Linked DNA regions of Homo sapiens: region 1 is linked to region 2. A link is a loop called in an ENCODE intact Hi-C map of the cell type or tissue named here. Cell type or tissue: Caco-2. All regions are shown on one strand. Each heading gives the region's core, and the rest is flanking DNA. Links, peaks and the distances in the headings are about the cores only. Region 1 has its middle 38 kb from the start of EMP1. Region 2 holds the start of LOC105369666 (a long non-coding RNA gene).

The links. Peaks named below come from ENCODE experiments on the same cell type or tissue, not always from the same donor. Only the 100,000 strongest peaks of a DNase experiment are listed, where the experiment ranks them.
Region 1: a loop joins it to region 2, with 10 times the contacts of the local background. A loop is called at or near these places in 8 of 110 quality-filtered maps.

Annotation. Positions count from the first base shown.
Region 1 is chr12:13,229,610-13,239,162 of GRCh38, reverse strand. No RefSeq gene overlaps it. Among named protein-coding and RNA genes, the nearest start is that of EMP1, 38 kb to the right of the region's middle. In Caco-2, for the core only: a CTCF peak has its summit at 4,917; a DNase peak (open chromatin) is centred at 4,922.
Region 2 is chr12:13,093,381-13,102,933 of GRCh38, reverse strand. The region is part of intron 1 of GSG1 (germ cell associated 1); the gene reads left to right. LOC105369666 (a long non-coding RNA gene) reads right to left here and starts at 1,504. Exons shown (of 2, transcript XR_931369.3): 1 at 1,194-1,504; 2 at 488-947. RefSeq lists silencers at 1,329-1,378, 1,659-1,888. In Caco-2, for the core only: a CTCF peak has its summit at 4,712; DNase peaks (open chromatin) are centred at 753, 1,533, 4,143 and 4,633; H3K4me3 peaks cover 1,589 bases.

The DNA.
Region 1 (9,553 bases), core at 1,105-9,104, 140 kb before region 2:
AGCTTATAATCTTAACCATTGCTACTCTCCATATCTTTGTGATTGCATTGGCTTTGGAAATAAAGGGAAGATCTACAATGACATCTTAAGATGGAGCGGACCAGAAATTGTGGTGCACTGTGGAGAGGCAAGGTGAGCCCAGCAGGAGAAACCTGGGATAATCTGCAGTAAGCCCTTGGCAATGATTTCAGGAGAATATACGCACTTCCTGGGGATGCCTAGAAGCCATCGAGAAGTAGCCTAGAGTTCCCACAGTATCATAGGACAGAGATTTTTAAGGAGAAATTTGCATATGAAAAAGAATGGGTTCTGCTTCTGTGAAATGTGATAATATATGCACGGTGATTTTCACTATGCTTGGATGCTCAGTAATTGGTCACTATATATGTTAAGTCTTCCTGCCCTTTTCTGATACTCTTTCTAACATCCCTTGAAGGGCAGTCCAAATTTTCACTCAATTACCATCATTCAGCTAACATTCACTGTCTGTTACTTGCAGGTCAGCAAGTTGACTCTATGGCACAAGCTTCCCCTTTTCTGGCAATGTTACTTCTGAGCCATGTTTGCAGCCTCCTAAGATGCTTTGCATACTGGAAAATAATTAAACTTACCCACAGATAAATAAACCAGAGTGAATCCATTTTTCTCTATTAATAAAGATTTATGTGAATATTTTTAATGAAGGTAACTGAAAGCAGGTGGAGGAATACGAAGTGTGTACGAAGCAGTTAGTAGTCAACTCGGCAGAGATCGAAGTGTGTCAGACTAAAACAAATATTAGTAAGAACAACATGTGGTCATTTTGCGCCTTTGTAGGAGGAAAGCCAATGAGAAACTTCAGTGTGGAAACATAACTGCTCTCCCACCAAACCCAAAAAGAAGCTAAACTGCTTATCAGGCATGGCGAGTATATGGTATGCGGTCAGCCTTATTAGCATATCTTAATTGAGAATTAGACCGTCATGGCAGAACACATTGTAAGTTTAAAACTTGGGAGACAAAATAATTCATTGAAATTCCCAAGGCACATCTTGTTTCCTACCTATTCCTTGAAATGTTTTCCTTTTTTTTCTCTCTTTGTTTTCCTGTTATTCATTTCTTCCTTCTTTCTTCTACCTTCAGCCATGCTCTCAACTTTCCTGTTCACTATCTAAATCCCTCCTTTTATACAATTATGTTTGTGATATATTTCCGCAATTATCAGAAGTTATTACTTCTTTTCTCTCCCCTCTCTGCTTTATATTGCTTTTCCTTTATCTTTGCCTCCCATTATTCATTCTCATTCATCTTTTTCATTGTCTTTCTCCCCTCTCATTCCCTCTGTCTTTTCCCCTCTACCTCTCTGTCACTCACTCTCACAAGCTCAATCTCACATACAAATTAAATTATTATAAAGAATTTCTTTGCTGGTTACAAATTCCATTCGTGCCCAGGGACTTAGGATTGCATAAGATTGGATGCATCTCACGCCCCGTTGCTCTAAACTGAAAATGTTTTCTTGACCCCCTCTCACTTCACACTACTGGAGGAATAGCATTATCCGTTATCTCCCCAGAGCAGCGATGGGAGGAACATACTGCTGAATATACATTTGGCCATGACTGCATCCATATTATGGAAGACATCATTTGCTCTTAGAACAGAGGACATCAGCACCGGCATTCACAGCCTCATCTGTTAAGTGTGTTTCCCTCATTCTGCAGTTGCTTAGCTCAGACCGGCGAGTACCTGGTGGGCAACCCTTCCTCTGAACTTGGTGGGGAATCATACAATCTGTTGAACTTGGCTCACATATAGCCTAGGAATGGGTACCCCAAATATTCCAGCACTGGTAGTAGTACTGGTAGGTGGTGTGTTTGAAACACAATCTCAAATAAAACAAAGCAACCATATCCCATGGAACTGGCTGTTTATCTCACATACTTGATCTGGTTGGGAGATGAATCAATGAGATCTGAAGTATTTTCCAGGGTACATACACAATGCTGTTGGTCTAGGCCTTGGTGTTATTCTCATGAGTGGTAGTCTAAATTGCAGAGCCATGCAGAGGGACTTATATTTGCCAGGAACGTATTAACTATATACTGCTTTCTGGGTAGTGGCTGGGACTTTGGAATAATTATTCTACAAGTTCACATGAGCATGAAAGATCTGACCCTGGGTGGGTCTTGGGGGCATTTTCTCTTCATGGCAAGCCTTGATAATGCCAAGCTCTAGCTGGCCCCTTAAGAAACCTCTGAGCCTTGGCCAGGGATGATTTTCAAGGTCTCTGACAGATCAGTAGTAAACAAAAAGTATCCCTGGACAGTCAAGAAGAAACCCCAGTTAATTGGTCTTCAAAATACCTAAGATCAGGCCAGGCACAGTGGCTCACACATGTAATCCCAGCACTCTGGGAGGCCTAGGCAGGTGGATTGCTTGAGCCCAGGAGTTCAAGACAAGCCTGAGCAACATGGCAAAACCCATCTCTACAAAAAATACAACAAATTAGCTGGGCATGATGGTGTACACCGGTAGTCCCAGCTACCCGGGAGGCTGAGGTGGGAGGATCGATAGAGCCAAGAAGGTCAAGGCTGCAGTGAGCCGTGATGGTGTCACTGAATTCCAGCCTGGGTGACAGAGTGAGCTGCTGTCTCAAAAAAAAAAAAAAGTAAAGAAAGTACTTAAGATCCAAGCTTGGCCTAGGATTATTCAGAAACCCTAGGGAATGTGGAAACCTGTCCCAATCCCACCAGACTCTAATTACTCTAGAAACTACACTCAGGTATTTAGTTTACACTGCTATAAGCCATAGAACTAACTGTTAACTTTATGACATGTCTTGCTTATTAAGCCACATGGTGCAAGTCAGGGATGTAATATGGTTAATCTCCTTTTTTTAAGTAGGATGTGCCCAAGAGAATATATATATATATATTCCTTCACCCAGAAATAGAGACACAGACCCAGAGACAGGCTCATGCTTAACGCCTACCATGAAACTCCTACCAGTCTCTATGGTGGTAGGATCTCTGACGGAGGTTGGGTCTCTGATGGAGGTTGGGTCTCTGATGAAGGTTGGGTTGTTGGGACCTGGTCTGATGTAGCTCTCTACATGGAATTGACAGTAGATATTCCAAGCTTAGCCACCTGCTGCTATCTTCTGAGCAAGAAGGGGCTCTAATGTATAAAATCTATCAAAGAACATAGAAAGGTTTCCTCTCTGAGCCAGGCAAGTAATCTCCCCAATAGCCAAGAAGAGTAACAGAAGATGTGCACCCTATAATGCTGGTCTTGGGGTGTAGGTGTATGAAACAGAAAAACAGGCCACAAATATGCAACTTCAAATTTAACTTCTTCTGAGGCATTTTTCTGGAAAACCTTCAGCTCTATGGGTATGACTCAATTAGTGTTCACTGAACATTTAACTTATTGGAAATATCGGAAATCAAATAATATTTCCAAATTTCAGGTGAAAAAACTGAGTCAAAAGATCACTAAGAGACACAACAAAGTGACTCAGAAAAAAAGATGAATTTATGTATCTGGTTTCTGAATCTCTAGGACTATTGTGTTCACTACAGAATACTAAATGCTTTGTCTCAAAATCCATTGAAAGATTGTATAGTTGCATAAGCTCCATTCATCTCAGCTACTAGTAACCCACAGTTATCTTGGGATACAAACCAAAGAAATATGAAATGCAACTAAATTTCAAAAAAGAAATAGTGTTGCAGGAATACAATTTCCCAAACACATGTTAGTTAATATTCCAGTATTAACTTTTACACTTTGCCTTTTATCTTGGCATGTCAAAGTACATAAACCATTATTCTAAGATCTTCGCCTTCATTCTCTCAAGATAAAAAAGGAGATTCAGAAATAATTGTGCCCAGTAATCCCCTAAGGAAACTAAAGCTCATAGAATTTCAGTGGAAGCTCTGCTTCCAGTTTAAAGTAACTCTGCACCCCAGGTTGCCCAAGGCCATGCCAATTTCAAAGATTCTGTCCCAATATCACCACATGTGGCCTCTCACTTCTCAGACTAGCCTGACTAGGCTCTGGGAAACATGGACTCTAGCTTCCAATACTCATTGACCCATTTAACAGATGTTAATGACCTACTGTGCACATGACAGGGTTAAAGTAAATAAAACTCCATCATGTCTTGGTGGAAATATGAACAATTATGCCCATTAGCATTGTTCGAGAGGCTAGTAGGCATAATTGCTATATTTCCACCAAGACATAATGGTGCAGGGGAGGGCGGGGCAGGAGGCAGTTCATGGAAGATGGAGCCTTGGAGCTGGCTCTGAGTGGGACAGGATTCAACTGTCAGGTAAAAGTGGGAGCAGAGCACTTCAGGTAGAGAGAACAGCATGAAGGCCGACAGGGCTTTGATGATGTAGAGGCGTAGTTTTGAGGAATGGTCCAGATGCCTTAGGCATGAGCATGCAATGATTGAGGAGGCGGGAGTGTAGAAGAGAGTGAAACTAGAAAGCCAGGTAGAACCCAGGCTTTGAAGTGTCCCGGATGCCAGGCTGAGGAGCTGGGACTTTATTCTTCATACAGTAGGGAGCCATTGCTTGTTTTTAAGCAGAGTGGTGGCCTGAGAAAATATGAACATCAGGAAAATGTATATGTGGAGAAGGAGAATGTGTGGAGGGGAGATCAATTACAAGCTGATATTTTTAGATGGGAGGAGGCAATAAGCCAGATAAGACGCTGGGGTTTGAACGAGGCCAGGCAGTAAGGTCACAGACGGGGATGCAGATTTCAGGAAAGGCTGGATATGGAGACCGTAATTTCTGTGGCCTAGACTTTTTATCTGAACTTGAGGCTGGTGTTTCTCCTCCTGAAACGACTTGAGAATGACCCACAAACAGGTTTCCAATAATGTCCTCCCAACTCCACAATGTGTCATATCAGAAGTGGCCACCAGGAGATGCAGTTACATTAACAACTGTAGTAGAAACCAGAAAAGGAAAAGGTCCTGTAGGGGTGCAGATGCAGAGAATTAGAGCAGAACATGGATGGGAAGGGTGAGGGGCAGTAGGGCTGTCCAGGTGGGAGAGACTTGGCCCAATGCATGGAATTTTTACAGTTTCAGGAAACGGGCCAGAGACGATGGAAAATTGCATTAATGTTGTTACTACTACACAGCATACCATGCACATGTGCTATGAGCATTTCTATTGTTTCTAATCTATATGTGAATTGTAAACAAGGACTAGGCATAATCTCATCTTATAGCCAACAAAACCAAGTCTGAGTTACACACATATTGCATCTCAGTGAATAAATTTCTCAGATACTATATATATGCCAAGCACTTGACATGCGGTGTGTGACCAAGACAACCCTGCCTCATGAAGCATATGTGACACAAGGGAGTGGGAGATAAACAAAGACCAAGTGAGCAAACCAATGAATAGGACAATTCACTAATGGTAACTGCTATGAAGGTAACAGCATGGTAGTATTGTAAAGTATAGCAGGAATAGTGGGCCTGGGAGGCCTTCATTTATTTCATAAACGAAAGCCTCTCTAAGCAGGTGCCACTGAGTTGGCATCTGAATGATGAGAATAAACCAATCAAGTGAAGACCTGCAGAAAGAGGACTGCAGGCAGGGAGAACAGCAGGTACAAAAACCCAGTGGAGAGAATAACCTTGACATTCTCCTGGGACAGTAAGGGCTGAGTGGGCTGGGCACTGTGGCTCATGCCAGTAATCCCAGCACTTTGGGAGGCCGAGGTGCACAGATCGCTTGAGCTTAGGAGTTCAAGACCAGCCTGGGCAACATGGCAAAACCCCATCTCTACTAAAAATACAGAAATCAACTGGGCATAATGACGTGTGCCCATAGTCCCTGCTACTCAGGAGGCTGAGGTGGAAGGATCAGTTGAGCCCAGGAGATTGAGGCTGCAGTGAACCATGATTGCGCCACTGCACTCCAGCCTGGGAGACAGAGTGAGACCCTGTCAGAAAGAAAGGGAAAGAAGGCGAGGGGAGGGGAGGGGAGAGGAGAGGAGGGGAGGGGAGGGGGAGGGGAGGGGAGGGGAGGGGAGGGGAGAAGGGAAGGCCAGGGTGGGCTGGGCACAGTGAGTGAGGAATGACTGGTAAAAGACGAATTGGAGGGGTGGGGCGGCCAGAGCCCAATTGGCCATGAAAGTGATTACAAGGAATTTAGATTTTTTTACAGGGAGTTATTCCAACTTAGGTCCAGACCCATACCTAACATGTTTGAGGCCCAAAACAAGAGTTTAAAGGGAAACCCTAGGCTATCTTATAAAGGTTCTTCATCCTCTGTGCCCACTATTCCAGTGTAAATGTCCCCAGAAAGACACACGAGAGCTCATGCCCATGAACACCTAGTGGGCTGCTGAATGCCAGTGAAGATTGGTTGAGCATACGAGGAGGCCAAGATATTTTCAGCTGGCAGCAGAAAGGTCAAGTGAAATGGATTGCAAGGGGGTATGTCCCCAGGACAAACTTCACCCACTGCACTTATGTCTGGAGCAGAATGTGCTGTGAGAGGTGGAGACAAGATAAGAGTCCAGCTTGACCTACTGGTGAAAGAATAGATGAGGGAAAGTATATTAGTTATCTATTGCTGTGTTACAAACTTCTCCAGACTTAGCGGTGTAAAGCAACAGTAAGTATTTCTTATCTCATACAGTTTCTATGGGTCAGGAATCCACAAGCGGCTTGGCTGAGCAGTTCATGTTTAGTATCTCTTATGAGGCTCCAGTCAAGATCTTGGCCAGGGCTGCCGTCATCTGAAGGCTTGACTGGGGCTAGAGGATCTGCTTCTAAAATGGTCCACTCACCTGGCTGGCAAGATGAATGAAGCAGGAGGCCTCTGTTACCAGAGTTCTCCACTGGGCTGCCTAGGAGTCCCCATGTGTATTAGCCTGTTTTCACGCTGCTGATAAATACATACCTGAGACTGGGAAGAAAAAGAGGTTTAATTCAACTTATAGTGCCACATGGCTGGGGAGGCCTCAGAATCATGGCAGGAGGTGAAAGGCACTTCTTACATGGAGGTGGCAAGAGAAAAATGAGAAAGAAGCACAAGCAGAAACCCCTGATAACACCATCAGATTTCGTAAGACTTATTCACTATCACAAGAATAACACGGGAAAGACCAGCCCCCATGATTCAGTTACCTCCCCCTGGGTCCCTCCCACAACAAGTGGGAATCCTGGGAGCTAAAATTCAAGTTGAGATTTGGGCGAGGACACAGACAAATCATATCACCATGGCATGGCAGCTGGCTTTCCCCAGATCAATGAGGGTGCAAGGCTGCTGTGTGTTTTATGCTCTAACCTCAGAAGTCCCTCTACAATATTCTACTGGTTACATAGGTCAGCCTTATCCAAGTGGGAAGAACTACACAAGGGCCTGATCACCAGGAAATGAGAATCCGTGTGGGTGATCGTAGAGCCTGGCTTCCACAGGAAGTAAGAACATTTATCAAGAGTACGTAATCTTACTACAATATCTCCTTTTATTCTTCCAACAACTATAGGAATTAGTTACCACCTTTCCTTATAAGAAAGACTAGGCTCAGAGAACTTCAGTAAAAGTTGCCCCAAAGTCAGTTATTACGTGGCAGAGCTAACTGTCAAACATAGATCTGACTGACTCCAAAATCACAAACTGTTAAACTACATAACGCTCTCTTCCTAGGTGAAAAGAAAAAGCATGTTGTTAGGTGAGCATTCAGGTTGAGCAGAAGAAAAGATAAGTGAAATGACCCCCAGGATTCTAGCTCTATCTGTGAATACTTGGGCAAGTTACTTAACCGTTTTGTGCTTCAATTTACTTATCTCCAACATGGGACTAATACTGGTACCTACTTAGAGAGTTGTAAGGATGAAAGGAGCTTACAGTTGCAAAGTGTTTAAAATGATGCCTGGCACATAGTATGTGTCATATGGGTATTTTTATAAATAAACCAGTCAAAATCTTGATCAATAAACCAGTAGTACTGACATCTCTCCATATTTTCATTCCCGCTCAAGTAATTCTCTAATCTGCCTTACACTTTGAAACTCTTTGTCCACATTAATCTTGATTTTTTTGTAAAGATGAGGCCTCACCACATTGCCTACGCTGGTCTTGAACTCCTGGACCCAAAGTGATCCTCCTGCCTCAGCCTCCCAAAGTGCTGGGATTACAGGCGTGAGCCACCATACCCCACATCAATCTTTATCTGAAAGTTCCAAGAAGATGGAGTTGTCTGGATTGCAGTAGGTAACAATGACCAACCATTGTAAATATCTATCATAAGCATTAGAATGGTTTTCCAGCATGTCTCTCTCCTGCCTCCATCGTGAGCCAGCAAAAAACTTGTCTTTTTCTTTTCAAGTCCCCTGTGACTTGCACAACATCCAGTTCACAAATAAATGAAGGACACACACATACGGTATTAATAATACTATTTTTGGTGATGATATAATGGCTCCCAGATGCACCAAGGGGGCTCCTGGAACATCTTTCCATAGGCGGGGCTGCTCCCCAGCATCTGGATGGGCCCTCCTCCCACTGTGGGCTCCTCCTACCAAGGAAGGGCTATTTTTAAACTTGGGTGGGTAGATGACTAGCCACCTTATTTCCAAAGGGTGGCTGAGAATACGACGGCCATGACCTTTTGGACTAGAGCAAAAATATATGCATGACAAGGGAAATCCTGTACCCTTTTCTGGCTTTGTCCTTTACCACCATCCTTCCCGGTTCCAGTTTGTTCACATTGCCTTCTTGCAAGCTAAAAAAAAAAAAAAAAAAAGGAAGAGAAGGAAGGAAGGAAGGAAAAAAGGAGGGAGGGAGGGAGGAAAGAAGGAAGGTAGGAAAGAAGGAAGGAAGGAAGGAGAAGGAAGGAAGGAAGAAGGAAAATTTTTGAATGTGTTATCCATACTTTTTATAAAAGCCCATCGTTTTTTGTTACATCAGGAAGCCTGTGAAGGGGCTGAGAGCCTTGGGAATCATAATAGCAACATAATGAAAGCAAGTCAGGATTTAGTTATTCTGCAGTAAAAACACATTTTTGCTTAATATCATTTAAAACAAAATGTCATTTTTGCAAAATGTAAGGAAGTACTACAGAGCATCAGAACAATCTTATGAGACTCCCATATAATTTTTAACTGGTTTACCTCCTTCCTAATTTACTAATGAAAAGGATTATAAAACACGACCATGTTATACCTTCTGTCCTTTTTTGAAAAGTAAAATTGAATCTCTTTTATAATAAAATCGAAAGGGTAAATTAATGACTTTCATTCCCCCTCCCCCCGCTCAAAAAAAAAAAAAAACTTTTTTGATGAAATGACCTTGATCTAACCTGTTCTGTCTATGGGCTTTAACAGCATCAAGAGTATGTCTAACAGGGCGTGAGCAGGATAGTGATATTTTGGCATAAGAGCCCTGGTGTCCCCAGTGGCTCACAGTGGGAAATCTGCCAGTCTTCAATACCTGATTTCTGTCTCAGGCAGCCTTCCTTCCTGCTGAAGAGATCTGAGACCTGCAAAGTAGAACGCTAAGTCTTTCCCTGACATCTAGTGTCAACG
Region 2 (9,553 bases), core at 507-8,506:
CTCGTCTCAGAGAATCCAGCAGAATCTTCAGGGATCCTTCCAGACCAGGAAGACTCTCACACTCTGCAGAGAAGTTGCGGCTTGTTTAGCATTTGACCTACATTCAGAAACGACCAGCCTCCCAACTTTCAGCTCTAAGGATTACTTAAAAAAACAAATGGTGTTCATTCTCAGATATCTTGCCTTTCTCAGGAGAGAAAAATGAAGCTTGCAATTAGCCAGCAAACTAGCACATACACAAACACACACACACGTACATACACTCCAACACAGGGAGCAATGTGGTATGTTGTTGACCAGCTGGAAGTTAGGATCTCAAAGGAAAGAACAGGATAACTTAAGAGGCACTTCTGGGACTGCAGAGCTGAGCTGGTGGTTCTGAAGAGCCATCGGAGTGTGGGTTCAGGCAGCTTCCCTAATTCAGAAGCAGCCCCAAGTGAATAGATGACAAAGAAGTGGATGTGAACATGACAGAAAAAGCCAGTCATGGCTTAGAATAAATTTTATTATTGTTCTTTATCAGTGGTTTTCCAGGAGAGACACAGAGGGAATATGGGAGCGTCTGGTTGCTAATATGTACCTGAGAAGTATAAAGTACACTTAATCCATTGCCTCAATCTGCAGGAGGTCCCATAAATCTGGCCTGCAATCTGTACATTTTGTTAAAGGTGACTGTGCCTTGGCTTTTACTGAGTGGCAGCCTGGTGATGAGTCAGGCGAACAGTCCTCAAAGATTGCCAGTGTTGACTTTACCATTTACTAGCTTTGTGGCCTTGAGCAAGTCAAACCCTCCGAATCGGAACCCTCACTTGTAGAATGGGGATGCCACGTCCCTTTCAGGCTGGTTGTGAGGATTAAGGAAGATGTCTGAAGGGTCTAGCAAGGTGTCTGCTGGTAGCACAGGTGCACTTCCCCTTCGTTTCTGCTTAGAGGCACTCTTCTTCTACCTGTTTTCGATTTTCACAGAACTAAGAAGGACAACTCTTTGCCCTCATTTACCCCTGAGGGTAAATTTAACCCTCTGGGAGGTTAAGTAACTTGGCCAAAATCCTCAGTGCAGTCGTGCATTGGGTCGTAAATAGAACTCGGATCTGCTGAGGGGTCTGGGTGGTGAAGTCCCGCCCTGGGGTCTTCCCAATGAGACGCAGACATCCCCTTCCCTTAGAACGGGAGCCTGGGACCCATAGCTTTACCGGGCAGAGGCAGGGAAATGCCTGACTTTGGACTCCAGCAGCTCGACACATCCCGAGCCCTGGCCCACCGGCCTGGGTGTAAGGAATCCCTCCGACTACCCAGTCTCTCCGCCCTCCCGCGCAGCCTCGCCAGGCGGCAGAGGGGACGCGCCTCAGGTGGCCTAGCGCCCCGGCCCAGCTCCGGGACACATGTGGCCCCGCCCTCCGCGGCTCGCCGGGTCCCTGGCCTGCCCTGGCAGTCCCTGCTCTCTGGGAGGGCCCCCGGGACACCGTTCTCAACCGACGGAGGAAGACCCAGAGGAAGAAACAGCCCGGGTACCCCCGCCCGACCCGGTCAGGAAGCCATGGGTGGTTGGCGGCCGCGGGGCGGGGCCTCGCAAACAATGCCAAACACGGCCGGCCTGTCGCCGCGGCAACGCGCCCCGCTGCTAGGCGACCGGGCGCCGTAGTAAACGGGAGAGACGGCGCGTTACTCATCAGGGTGGGAGGGCGCGCTCGGAAGTGGAGATGGCGCGGCCCAGGCACCCCCGAGAGGCCCCACCCGTTACGCCCCCGCCCCGCCCCGCGGTCCCCAAGCGCCCCCGGCCCCAGCCGGCCTGCTGGCGCCGTCACCCGCGCGTGAGCGATTGCCCCACAGGATGTGCAGATGTGGCTGCCCCTCTGATTCACTCCAGCTGCTTGGGGCCTGGAAGAAAGGCGGCTTCCTCTCCTGGAAATGACTGCATTAGCAAAAGTCCTCAAACAATTCCATTAAAAGGCGGAAAGGGAAAGACGAGAACGAGGCCCCGATACGCTTTTCCAGGGTCCTTCCCACTGAATTGAAGTGTTCCCAAAACTCGGGACCTACGTTAGGAAGACTAGAGTCATTTGATTGTGCGACCATTTGAGGTGATGTGGCCCCTTAAACGTGGTTACAGCTGAGAATAAATCCCGGAGCTAAGTGCCCTACAGTGATGTAGTCATTTTGAACACTAAGCACGGGCATTTTGGTGGCATTACTCTTCCCTTCCGGGCTGGGAAACAAATGTGAAAATGTCCCGTGTGAAGACCATCTTTGTCCTCATCAGTGAAAGAGTATAAGGTCAGGCACTGATGTAAACATTGCAGTTAGAGCAGCAAAAGCTCAGAAGTTTGGAGATACATTATCCAAAATGGCTCTAATCAGTAGGGGTCCACCCAGCTTGGAAAAGGACATAACATTTCCAATCTGTCACTGGTTTTTGAGCAATCTGTCTCCTGATCTCTGTGCACTAAAGATAATATACTATTTCATGAGATCATCACTGTTTTCTGCGCTTTGCTCATTTAAAAGCAGGAATGTTTCCACAGGTGAGAGGAAATGGATTGGCAGAGAATCTGTTTGATGAAACTCTGGGTGCATCTGCCTGGAAAGGCTTAGGGTGTGCCTGTGGACCCAGGGCTTCCTTTGTAGCTTCTCGCTGCTCTTACATACGTGAATCCAGAAGCGTCCTGTTTCCTTTAGCAACAGAAGGCTGTTTGGACACACTTCTTTATTCACATCTTCATTCAGGATTTCTAATTGTATCCATAAACCTTTTTGCATTACAAATCTCATTCATTCATTCATTCATTCATTCATTCATTCATAGATGTTAAAACACTGCTAGGCTCTGAGGATCAACAATGAATAAAACATAGCTGCTACTATATCAAGCAACTTAAAGTCAAATGAGCATGACAGACAAGTAAGCCATGTGATGAGTTACACGAGAGAGGCACATGCTAGGACATGCAGAAGCAAAGAACAGGGCCAGGGGCATGCATGGTCATCAGACCGGCGATAGCCGAAACATTTACAACCCACTCCAGCCTTTGTCTACTGAGTAACAGAAAGGAGCTAATGGCGCGTGGGTCAGAAATCTAGCTCCTGGGAGGACAGAGATACTCCTGCCAGGGAGGGCAAACAAACCTTTCCAGGAAGATGCCAGTATGGATGACATGAAGAAAAAACAAAAAAAAAAAAAAAAAACAAAAAAAAACACCGGATCCCTTAGCCCCAGGCCTTGGCATTAGAGAAGTGGTGTGGTATATAACCTGCTCTCCGGCTCAGCATTCACGCTTGTCATTTAATCACTTCTAACCTGCAGTGAACTCACAAAACAATAAATTGCATTCCCATTTACGAAGTATGTGTAGGTGCCCCAACACCACTGTTTTCTCTTGATGCACAGCCTAGTAAATGTGGTTCTGTCCAGTACAGGAAACAGTGACTGAGGACCTCAGCAAATATGGGTTAGTCCCCACTGTTGGCCTTGTGGTGTCATAAATGGTGAAGTGCATATATATTCCTGCGGAGGTCATCTTGGAATAGTCACAGTCCAACATGCCAGAGCTAAATACTGTTTTTAGGTGTGGAATCTTCGTGTCTGTGCTGAGTCATGAGCTTCTGAGCCGAACCTAATTATATTTATGTCACATTGACTAGCAATTACTTCTTCTGTTCTAAGAGAGGAAAAGGAAGAAAAAAATATTAACATGCCCAAATTACAATGAAAGGAAGTGAGTGGGATGCTGGGCTCTGATGTTTGTGGCCAGGCAGAGAAACTCATGTTTTGTCAAAAAGAGGAAATTAGACGTTGTGGCCCAGGGTCCTTGGGGAGGGGGAATCAAGACTGGTCACATTCAGCAGCCAGGCAGCCAAGTACACACACAAAATGCACAGCCTCCTAAGGGGTGGACCCAGGCTTTGTGGAGGCCTAAAATAATATAATTTCGGAGGCCCTCTTTAAGAAAAAGAGTACACAATTACAAGTGTAAATTAGGTAACAAGGTTTTAGAAGAGGTGGAGTGAGTAGGGGACATGGAAGCTGAAGTTTCATTAGCTTCACTCTAAATCCACCCCTGAGCCTCCTCATATAACACACTTAAGAGTCTGCCACTCCCATCCCCATTTCCCTGGAGAAGGCGAACTTCAGGCTATTAAGGCACAGGGGGTGCAGTTTATGAGCAGAGGCAATAAAAACCAAAGACATCAGGCCATGCCAAACAGTGACTCAAGCGGGCTATGAGAAGTGTCTGCAAGTATTTGAAGGGTGTAAGCACAGAGAGGGGAAAATAATTGTTCACTGTTCTGGGGTGGAAAGGGACTGAAGATACAATCAAGAAAAATGTGCACAAAACTCATCAGGAAACATTGGCTAACTGTATTTTCTGATACCGTGGAGTTGTATTTCCCATGGGAAGTATTTGAGGATCTACTGAGTCACTGAAGCTGGAACTGGCCGCCCAAAAAAAAAAAAAAAAAAAAAAAAAAAAAAAAAAAATGGGCTACATGAAACAATCCTACAAGACTCCTATAGGGAGTGGCTGGATGCCCCAAAGTTCAGCCTGAGCCCTGAATTCCATAGAGCTGACACACGGCATTCTGTAGATTAGCAGGCAGGGAGGATGCCAAATTAAAAATAAATAAATAAAAGGATCCTATGGGGAGGAGCAGCCACTTCCACCCACATTTTGCCGACTGGTGGGGGAAGCACGTGACGGAAGCGGAAACGACGAGGAGATAGCGCCACCCAGCGTTGTGATGAAACTACTAGCCAGGAAACCAACCGCCAATGCAACCGTAAAAAAAAAAAAAACAAAGAACACAAAATTCCTGCTTCTCCTTCCAAAGGAGAGTGAGTTCTGTCACAACAAATAAAGGGTTGTTTGGGCGATGCAGAAAATGTACCTGCACATGGCACATGTTTATCAAATTTGCTTGTTAACATCAGTCTGAGGAGAGCAGACATTACAGGTGACAAAAGCAGGATCCGAAGCAACTCATTTGGCTAGAACGTGGACTAATTCAAACAATTAAGTTCAGAAGAACCTGCCTTTGATTCCCTAAACGAACTGCACAAATATAGAATGGGAAAAACATGACCTCATGGCTAGTCTGGAAGAGGGGGAGGAACGGCCGGGGGCGGATACAGAGGGTTTTATTAAATGTAAGCCCAAAATGAGTTGAACAGGTGCCATTTTACATGAATTCCCTGGGTATATATTAAGAACTTTCTAAAATTACCAATTCCTGGGCCTCACCCAGAACTACTATGAAATCTCAGGGTGGGTCCAGGAATCGGCATATTTTCCAAACTTCCAAAGATTGTTCTGAACTCAGTTCATCAGAACTGAGAACGACTGCTCTAAAATGAAAGTGAGACCTTTGAGGAAGTTACATTTCAGACAAATGCAGTAGTTATAATGGAATACAGAAAGTGTTGTGAGAAGGCCGGGTGCAGTGGCTCACGCCTGTAATCCCAGCACTTTGGGAGGCCAAGGTGGGAGGATTGCTTGAGCCCAGGAGTTCGAGACCAGCCTGGACAACATAGTGAGACCCTGTCTCTATTAAAATTAAAAAAAAAAAATAAGTGTTGCAAGATATAGTGTGACAAGGATCATGAGGAGGGAGCTGTCTGTCCTAGGGAGAAAAGAAACATTTTCAAAGAGTGGATGACTTTTTAGACTAATTTCGTTGAAAGGCAGGCAATTCACCAGGTAAAAAGAGATTGAAGGCAGTCCAGGCAGAAGGAAGAGCATCAGCAAAGGCTTGGAGGATGAAAGTCCATGCAGGGTTTAGGGACTCACAAACAGCGGCAGAATCTCTTTCAACATTGGTGTCCCAATTAATTTGCACTTTTTTTTTTTAAAGATGGAGTCTCGTTCTGTGGCCCAGGTTGGAGTGCAGTGGCACAATCTCGGCTCACTGCAACCTCCATCTCCCAGGTTCAAGAGATTCTCCTGCTCAGCCTCCCAAGTAGTTGGGATTACAGGTGCCTGCCACAATGCCTGGCTAATTTTTTTGTATTTTTAAGTAGAGACAGGGTGTCACTATGTTGACCAAGCTGGTCTCGAACTCCTGACCTCAAGTGATCCACCTGCCTCAGCCTCCCAAAGTGCTGGGATTGCAGGCATGAACCATCGCGCCCAGCTATTTGTACAATTTTGAGGAGAGAAAGAACAACTTGTACTTCTGGCTGACTGGTGGCAAGAACATATGCAAACGACCCCTTACTGGTTTCTTAGATTACTTTTTCAGCATTTTAGAAACTCTTTTTTGAAATATAAAATATTGTCATTCCTTTGCCTGAAGGTTGGGAGAGGAATGGTAAATAGCCATGGCATTCCAGATCCTGGAATTCATTTATCTCCAATCCTATTCTATCTGCATCTTTGCCACATCCCCAGCCAACATTCTCACTCAGCATTCCATGTGTAGAGGGAGATACTTAATAGTACTTATTCTTTTTTTTTTTTTTTTTTTTGAGACAGAGTCTCACTCTGTCACCCAGGCTGGAGTGCAGTGGCGCAGTCTCGGCTCACTGCAAGCTCTGCCTTCCAGGTTCACACCATTCTCCTGCCTCAGCCTCCCGAGTAGCTGGGACTACAGGCACCCGCCACCAGGCCCGGCTAATTTTTTTGTGTTTTTAGTAGAGACGGGATTTCAGCATGTTAGCCAGGATGGTCTCAATCTCCTGACCTTGTGATCCGCCCACCTAGGCCTCCCAAAGTGCTGGGATTACAGGCGTGATCCACCACGCCCGGCAATAGTACTTATTCTAATGTTCTAACTGGAAGGTGGAGACCACCCATGGAACAAGGAAGCTATTTCCTGTTCATGGCTCCATGAGGCCCCGACATTGCAGAGAATAGAGTTTCTTCAAAGGGATAGGAAACCCTACTCGAGGGAAGGTAAACTTCTGCAGTGATGGTGACCTGCCATATCTTCGTCTGTCATAAATCCAAGCCCAATCCATTCACACCAGTTACCTAGGGAATGGCAGGCAGTGGAAACTAAACCATCATTTACTTTTTAAAGAAAATTTCCTCTGCAAATTGCAGGTCCTTGCTTCTTTGTGCTTAATCCCAGATCCCCATTGGCAAGCTCTCTGGTGTAATCTCCCAGAACAGCTGGGCCCTGATTGCCTTGTCAATTATTAAATGCCCGTGTTCCCTGTAAGGCAGCATTTAATCATGAGGCACTCCAAAGAATATGAGATAGAAGGGGAGGGGTAGGAGGAGAGGGAGGAGGGTAGGAAGACAGTTTGCATTCTTGCAACATTAAACCAAAGGGACTTGGAGTGCAGATGGCATCCTTCGGTTCTTCCAGACAAGCTGCAAGACGCTGACCATGGCCAAGGTAACCGGCTTCCCCTCCTATTGCTCAAAGGATGCAGTCTACAGCTATTTTGTACCTGGCTCTTTTAAGAAGTGCACCTGCCTCATCGATCTGTTGTCCTTCCTAGCCTATGCTAATTCTGGGTTACTCTGTTAATATATGCTGATGTAAGGGTTACTGATTATACATTGGCGCCTACGCACTTCCTAATGATCTAAGGGCCCAAGTGTTAGAGAAACCACTCTGTCCCTTTTCTAGCGAGTAAAGAGTCACCTTGGCATGGGATCTGTTGCATACACAAAGATAGAGTTGTTCTTATGGCCATTACTTCTTCAGGATCACTTTATGGAAACCATTGCAAAATTAGATTTGTTCTTCCAATTCAAGAGGTATCCCGACCCTAGCAGGAAAAGGCATGTTTGGGGAAAGGAGTAAAGTATGTGACAAAGGGCATGGTACTATAGGTGTTGGAGATAATTCTTGAAAATTCTTGAATGAGATGATCATTCGATATCAAGAAGATGATTTTTGAATGAGGTTCCTTGTGTCTCTCCCTGGTGGACACTCCTTCTGGAAGGAACCTCTTTGAGCTTCAGTCCAAGCTCTTTTTTATTCTTTGTTTCTCAAATTGCCTCTTCCTTAAATTGGTTGTCACCTTGGTGCCACAAAGTGGGTGTATCTTAGTATGGGGTTCGTTATTCTTTCTTATTTCTGAATAACCCCGAGAATAACTTGCAAATATATATAACTTGAAGTGGATTGAATGTGGAGTAAAAATCTTGCAAGTATAACTTGAAATGGATTGAGTGTGGGGTTAAAATCTGATGTGATAATAGACAAATTTCCAAACCAGAATGAAAATGATTGTTGAAAAATGAATGCTGAGGTCACAAAAGTTAGAATTGCCTAAGTCTTTAGGTCAGTCTTTACACCAAATAGTTAGTGAAGATGTTTTACCTGGAAGTCCATTTCTTATTCAAGCAATGTAAGAATTATTAGAAAGGATGACTCACAGTAAGAGAATGATGACTAAAACCCATAGGATTTTCATAACTAAAACCAAGATGAAAACATTTTAGGAAAGGGGAACTGGGCAACACGCGACTTCAGTGTCTACCAACAGAAAATCTTTCCTCCTCCCAGATGCTGCGGATTTTTTGTCCTTAGTCAAGGTCACCCAGAGTCTTGCAAGAACTGACAATTCTTGGCAGAGTTAATTTGTTGAGTGCCTTTAAAAGTAAAATCATATTAGCAGATTGCTTTTCAGAAGTTGTCTTTATCATGTTTTACATATTGGTTTTACATACATATGATCTTTGTGTATTTCTTATTGCCATAAATAATAAGCATTTTGTGATATGCACTGTCTTAGTCCCTGGAAATTCTGAAGAACAAATTGTTTCATTTCTCAGGTAAAGTTCTCTCTTAAATGTAGAAACAGTAAGCTGGGTGTGATAAGGGAGGGAAATTTATGGACCTGTCCATTTAGCTATGGTTTTATTTATGGCTCTTAAGATAAGCAGATTTAAGTGTGATTAATTCTGATATGAAGGATCCCCTGGAAAGCTCAAGAAGGTTTACTTTAAGAAGCGTCTGTCAGCAACTAACCATGGGCTTCTTTTCTGTTCCATGTGCATTAATATAACTGTATAAACTGCTCTAACACAAAGTGAGAGACTTGCCAAATTACTTCTCTAAGTCCAATTAAATCTGGCTCCAAGCCACCACTCAGCAAAGTTGGCCGTCTAATACCAGTCATATTTTAGCTTGCCTCCTCTTCTCTTAGGCTGAAAATGACATGGAGAGTAGGGGCTCCTGCCAGAGCCATCTGGGGCCTCAGTTCTTTCGGCAGCCTCCCCTATGTCCCCACTGTGAGGCAGGCACTTCTGCACCAGGCTGGAAGACACGGCCCTCCAGGTTCCTCTCCACTGACCAAGGGCTTGGCTGCCGACACCCTACCCATGGCTCTGTGGACACCAAACCTGGTGTCCAGCCTACACAGGCACCACACAGCCACCTCGCATTTGAAACTCTATTGTCTCTGTGGCAGTGGATGGAAGCTGGGCCCGACTGCTACCTCTCCCAGAACCATAAGCCCCATCTCCTTTCCAAAGGTTTCAATAGCCCCACATCCCAGTAGGTTCACTGCCCTCTTTTATCCTCCAGGCCCCAAAGCATCCATCTGCTTCCCCCGGAGATTTCCAGTTTAATATTCATTGCTATGACTCCTTTCAGAGGA